2 separate regions of the Homo sapiens genome follow, and region 2 is linked to region 1. The links are chromatin contacts, found by Hi-C or POLR2A ChIA-PET in ENCODE. All regions are on one chromosome and are shown on one strand. Each heading gives the region's core, a stretch centred on a gene start or an enhancer-like site at or near the end of the contact. The rest is flanking DNA. Distances are from core to core; before and after follow the strand shown.

Evidence for each region. A loop is a pair of places that touch in the nucleus more often than their neighbours do. ChIA-PET counts read pairs that join two places held with the same protein, here RNA polymerase II (POLR2A). Pooled maps may share reads with other maps.
Region 2: a loop to region 1 is called in a map of endothelial cell of umbilical vein, with 2.1 times the contacts of the local background. The contact joins two enhancer-like sites. A Hi-C loop is called at or near these places in 4 of 168 maps with a recorded cell type or tissue (Calu3, HepG2, PC-9 and 1 more) and 2 of 50 pooled maps. POLR2A ChIA-PET finds 5 or more read pairs at or near these places in 1 of 52 experiments (HEK293).

What each region holds. Positions count from the first base shown.
Region 1 is chr5:145,855,285-145,858,128 of GRCh38, forward strand. It overlaps a transcript of GRXCR2 not described here. Among named protein-coding and RNA genes, the nearest start is that of GRXCR2, 16 kb to the right of the region's middle. Within about 2 kb of position 1,392, at least 17 of the 41 ENCODE cell types and tissues checked have a DNase peak (open chromatin) inside an H3K27ac peak, as active enhancers do.
Region 2 is chr5:145,974,203-145,977,046 of GRCh38, forward strand. The region is part of intron 2 of SH3RF2 (SH3 domain containing ring finger 2); the gene reads left to right. The region is part of intron 3 of LOC107986458 (a long non-coding RNA gene); the gene reads right to left. Among named protein-coding and RNA genes, the nearest start is that of SH3RF2, 39 kb to the left of the region's middle. Within about 2 kb of position 1,474, at least 15 of the 41 ENCODE cell types and tissues checked have a DNase peak (open chromatin) inside an H3K27ac peak, as active enhancers do.

The DNA.
Region 1 (2,844 bases), core at 142-2,641:
ATATGTGCTTGTTAATTTAAATAAATGCATACATAACATTCTTTAACAAACACAGCCCCCAAACCAGGCCGATCTAACTTGACCTCAAGCAGACAAATGAAAGTTACTAGAGTAAGTAGCAAAGGGTAGCTATAGTGTCCTCCCCAAACTGTGGGCCGAAATTCAGTTACTATGTGAACTAGAGGCCCAAGACTGTAATTTCATTAACGATAAATACTAAATCCTTTTTCATCTTTGTCTTCTGAGGACCTAGTACGAATGTCCAGAACATAGCAGAAATCTAACAAAAAATTATTCAATGAATAAATGAATGGATGTTACATTTTTAAGACGTATTTATTAAAAACTTTTTTGAGCTTTCTAAGGATATAGTATTATTTTAATCACAGCATCATTATGATGATATTTTTTAACCTTCGTGTTTGTTTCTAGCTCTGAAGGGATTCTTGTAGTCTTAGTGGAGTACCAGTTGGTTAACCTTGTTTAAACTTATTCCTAACCCTGCCCAACCCACTGGCAAATACTTATAGTTCACAAATCAGGAAGTGGATGTTTTGGTGCAAACTTGTCTCCAGTAATAGGCAAAGAACTCAAGTATGTATGTTTTGCATACGAGGGGTCATAGCAATATTCCTGAGTTCAAAGGACGGTAAATAGAGCTTGTGGTTCTAGCTTCACAATATATCCATTGTCTGACCACTTTTTACCACATCCACTGATACCACACTGGCACTATTAGCTGCCACCAAGATTATTGCAATAGTCTCCTAGCTGGCCTCCCATTTCTGCCCTTGCCAGTGGTGTCTCCTCTCAACACAGCAGCCCGAGTGGCCTGTTAAAACATAAATCATCAGACCATGACCCTCCTCTGCTCCAGTCGGTGCCCAATCAAGAAAACAGAAACCATTCCAGGTATTTCCAAGAGAGGAAATATAGGGAATTGGTTACAAAGATTAGTGACTGCAGGTAGCCACTACCACCCCTAGGAAGGAGGAACAAAAGGGAAAATGGTGTTTCAGCGAGCCCACAACCAGAGCCAGTAAAGCAGCTACTGGTGGAAGCAAGCAGCCGGCCAGCATTCCTAGCTGCTGCTGCTGCTCCTGCAGCTGCCCTATGGGAAGGCCGCCGGGAACCCGATTCAAAAAAAGGAAGGCTCTTCCTCCCTCTCCTCTCCCAGTGTCCTGGCGCACCTAACAGGAAGCCAGCGGGCACGGGGGGTCCGGAAAGTGTAGTTTGCACGTCTCCTGCCCCAGCAGCAAGGGGGCGGGGGGTTGAAAGGGAGTGCGGAGGGCGGTAGCAGAAAGCAGGCTCTATCCACAGCAGGCCCTCACTCAGAGTAAAACCCGAGTTCTCATCGTGGCATCTGAGGGAGGCGCCCCCGCCGTGACACACAAGAACGAACTTTCCCTTCAGACGTCATCCCCGCTGCTGTCTTCATGCTCACCCAGACCAGCCACGCGGGCTCCTTCCCTGTTCTTCAAAGGTGCAGGCGCTCTTCTTCCCGACTCTAGCATTTGCTGTTTCCTCTGCCTGGGATAGTCTTACGCCAGACACCTTCCCAGCTCACTCCCTCAACTCCTTTAGGCCTTTCTTTAAATGACACCTTTTCTTATTTCTTATTTTTATTTTTAATTTATATTCCTAGACATCAGTCTCAAGCTGATAAATGGCACCTTGTCAAGGAGCCTCCCTGCAAGCTAATTTAAAAATTGCAACCTATTTTTTTTTTTTTACACGGAGTTTCGTTTTTGTTGCCCAGGCTGGAGTGCAGTGGCACAATCTTGGCTCACTGCAACCTCCACCTCCCGGGTTCAAGCGATTCTCCTGCCTCAGCCTCCCAAGTAGCTGGTATTGCAGGCATGTGCCACCACGTCTGGCTAATTTTTTGTATTTAGTAGAGAGGGGGGGTTTCACCATGCTGGTCAGGCTGGTCTTGATCTCCCGACCTTAGGTGATCCACCCGCCTCAGCCTCCCAAAGTGCTGGGATTACGGTGCGAGCCACCGCGCCCAGCCTTTTGTCCTTTTTAACACCACTATACGTTACATATATGTGTGTGTATATATGTAATGTATGTGTTATATATATAGCTTACTATATATAATTGTATATATTTTGTTCTATAGGCTATACTTATTGCATAAACATATATATTATTCCCATAAATCTATATATTTAGTTGTCTGTATTCCTTCACCAAAATTTAAGCTCGTAGGAGCATTTAGTTTGTTTTGTCTACTGATACATCCTCGGTGCTCCATAAATACTTGTAGATAGTCAACAATAACATACTGTACACTTAAAAGTTCATTAAGAGGGTAGTTCTCATGTTAAGTGTTCCTACCACAATAATAAATGAATACTTGTGAAATGAACACAATAAATATGATCATTAGTAGGTTATTTATTATGTGATGAAAAACATTAAAGGCTCTTTACAGAAGCTGAGGTTGCTCACACTTCTTCCTCTGGGCAACCTGCATAACCCCACTAAGGCTTAAATTAGATGCCCCTTCTGCATGCTCCAAATGCTCCCTGTAATTATCCTATCCCAGCACTTGTCACAGTGCATTGCAATTATCCATTTATGTATCTATCTCCTCCTCTAAAACTAAGTTCCATGAGATACCAAAGGGATGATGCCTCTCTGGGTAACATGATACATCAAGCACTTTGGAATACTGTCCTGTATGCAGCGGGGCTCAAACAATATTTGTGACGGAATATTCCTGTCGAAAAGCAGAATAGAGCCAGGCGCGGTGGCTCATGCCTGTAATCCCAGCACTTTGGGAGGCCGAGATGGGCGGATCACCTGAGGTCAGGAGTTGGAGACCAGCCTGGCCAA
Region 2 (2,844 bases), core at 224-2,723, 120 kb after region 1:
TGACCTCCTAACACAGCCACTTCTTCAAAGCCAGCAAGGGAGAGAGTGTCGAGCAAGACGGAATCTTATATAACATGAATTAATCATAGGGTAGTGATATCTCATCACCTTTTTTATGTTCCATTGATTAGAAACAAGCCACAGATCCCACCTATATTCAAGGAGAAGGAATTTCATGGGGGTAGGAGCACCTTTGGTCATGGTAGGAATCATGGGGGCCACCTTAGAGTCTGTGTTCCAAAGATGGATAGGAAAGGAAGGAAAAGAAGAGAGCAAGAAGAAAAGAAAAATGGAGGAGAAGAATGTATCTATGTATATATAGCATTTATTAACCATATATTATGAGCAAGGTACTGTGCCAGTTATCTTCACATGCATTTTATTATGTAATCTTTCTCCAAACCCCATGTGGTAGGTGTTAACTATTGTAACGACTTACAAAAGAAAACTAGAATTCAGAGACGTGAAGCAAGTTTCCTGAGGTCGTACAGTGCAAAAAGTAAAACTAGGAGTCACACTTGTTTCTGCTACACTCTATAGCCCAAGCTTTACCTACTACCCTGTAGTTTAAGAGAGGTGGGAGAAGGAGGAGAAAAGGAAAGAGATGGAGAAATGAGAGATAACAGAGCTTCCAAACATATGCAAAGTTGTTCCTAAAAGAGATGACAATCAATAAGGAAATCTGTAGGTCTACAATATATTGAATCGGTTTTCCCAAGAACCACCCAATTAAAAAAATAGAATCTAGAACTGAAGCCTGTGGGATCACAGATGAGTCTCATGTGTCTGAACTCTTTTCTGGCCCACCTGAGTTTCAGAACCTGGAACCAAACACTACAGCCAAGCTATGTCCAGAACCTTGGAGACACCTGGCTCATCCAGGCAGTGCCCTACACGCATGTTCTGCCAAGCTTCTGTGGGAGAACATCTGGGCCCAGGCAGCCAGGCCAGGGCCTGAGTTTGTTTTTCATGGCTCGTTTGCAATGTCCTGTTCTATTTCTGGACACTCCGTCCTTCCCAACTGACACTGGAGCTCAGTTTCCCAATAGCCAGTTTAACAAAATGGCTCCAAAAGTGCCACTCAGCACTAGTCATTGGAAACCAGAATTTTCCATCATTTACTCTAAGAAGGCTGGCTGAACATGGCACATCCCTGACTCCTGTCTTAGTTGGCCAAGTCTCTCATCTTAGAGGGGCAGCTGCAGACATCACAGGAAGCCTCCTCATGCAGACACAAGGTGACTCACAGCAGTGAGAGGAAAGAAAGGTATTTGGATATCAGATCCCCCTTCCACCAAGTGAGGGAAGGCAGGTGTGCTAGTCCTAGCTCCCACCCCAGCTGTCTGCACTCTTTGACTTGATAACAGCCCCAGCTGGTTCCCTCTGTGCACTTCTGTCCATCTTTCCAGAGTGGGAGATGAGCAAGAATATCTGTGATCTTGGTGGTTCACAGTCAGCCCTGCTAGAGTCTAACCAAGCAATGAACCGTGTTGAGTTCAAACTTAACACAGGACCACTGGACCCTTGGCAGAGAGCCAAAGGAAACAGAAGATGTTGAATCATTCCCCTACTGGGGCAGTGCCTAGCTGTGGAGCTGTAGGGCTGCAGACAAATCCCTGCTCTGTGCCTCACATCCCTTATCTGTAAACTGGAGATAATTAGAGGCCCTGCCTCGTGGATTGTTGTAAGGCTTAGATGAGATAGTACATTAAGACATGGTATCAATTGACCAATAAATGTTACTTACAGTAGGCACTCAATAAGAGATCAATGGTGTTGCCTCAAATACATCATTATACAGCTTGCATAAGATAATGACAGGTCACATACACACCAGTGAAGAACCTTCTTTTGTAACGAGGTGGGTTTTTAGTAAATATTTGTGGAACATTAATCGACTTAGAATATTGAACAACTACAATAGAGAAGCCACTTCACATAATGCTACATAAAGAGGAATAATTAACAAATGCAGGATATTGCAGGGGAAAGAGGCCAGGATTCGCCCTCAGACCCCACCACTTACATATCAGCTGTGTGACCTTAGGCAGGTTAGTTCACCTCCCTGAGCTTCCAGTTCTTCACCTGTAAAATGGTTGTAATACCTGCCTCATCAGCTGGTTGTAAGGATTGAGTGAGATACTGTATCTAAATGCACTTTAGCCCAGTTCTGGACCCACAACAAACTCAATAAATGATGACTTTTATTAGCTATTTTGCAGACTAATGGAATTAAGAAGGAAAAAAAAAAAAAGGTGGGGGGCGGGTTTTGGAAACGCACTTGCCTAAAGGCTAAAACACTGACTGCTTGGAAACCACCACGTAGTTTCACTCCCTAAATTGAAAGAAAGAATGCCTCATTCAAGTGCCTGATTAGGAATTTGAATAATCTAGTTCTAACTAGAAAAGTCAAGAAAAACGGAAGGTATTAGTCATTGACTGATAGAATATCTGAGCTGGATAGAATCCTAGACCATATTGACCAGAAGTGACTTAGCCACTGTCACATAGTTAGCCCAGGCAAGACTAAAACATGATACAAAATCTTGCATGCCTAAGCCATCGATTAATAGCTGGGCTTACTAGCCAGTTATCCCCATGGTTCTCAGTTAAAGGTCATTTGACACCATATAGAGGTCACCCACTGTGTGGGCAAGTCCTGTTGTTTCGGTTAGAGCCTGTATAATAAGGCATGTTGGAAGAGGAAGTCCTTCTAAGACTTACTCATAAAGTACCCCCTTCCCAGAGTCTGGCTCATGCCCTTATTTGTCTATACACACTCTAGGCAAAGTAAGAAATTGTTGCAGTGAAATGCACTCATGTGCTCATGCCAGCTCATGACCT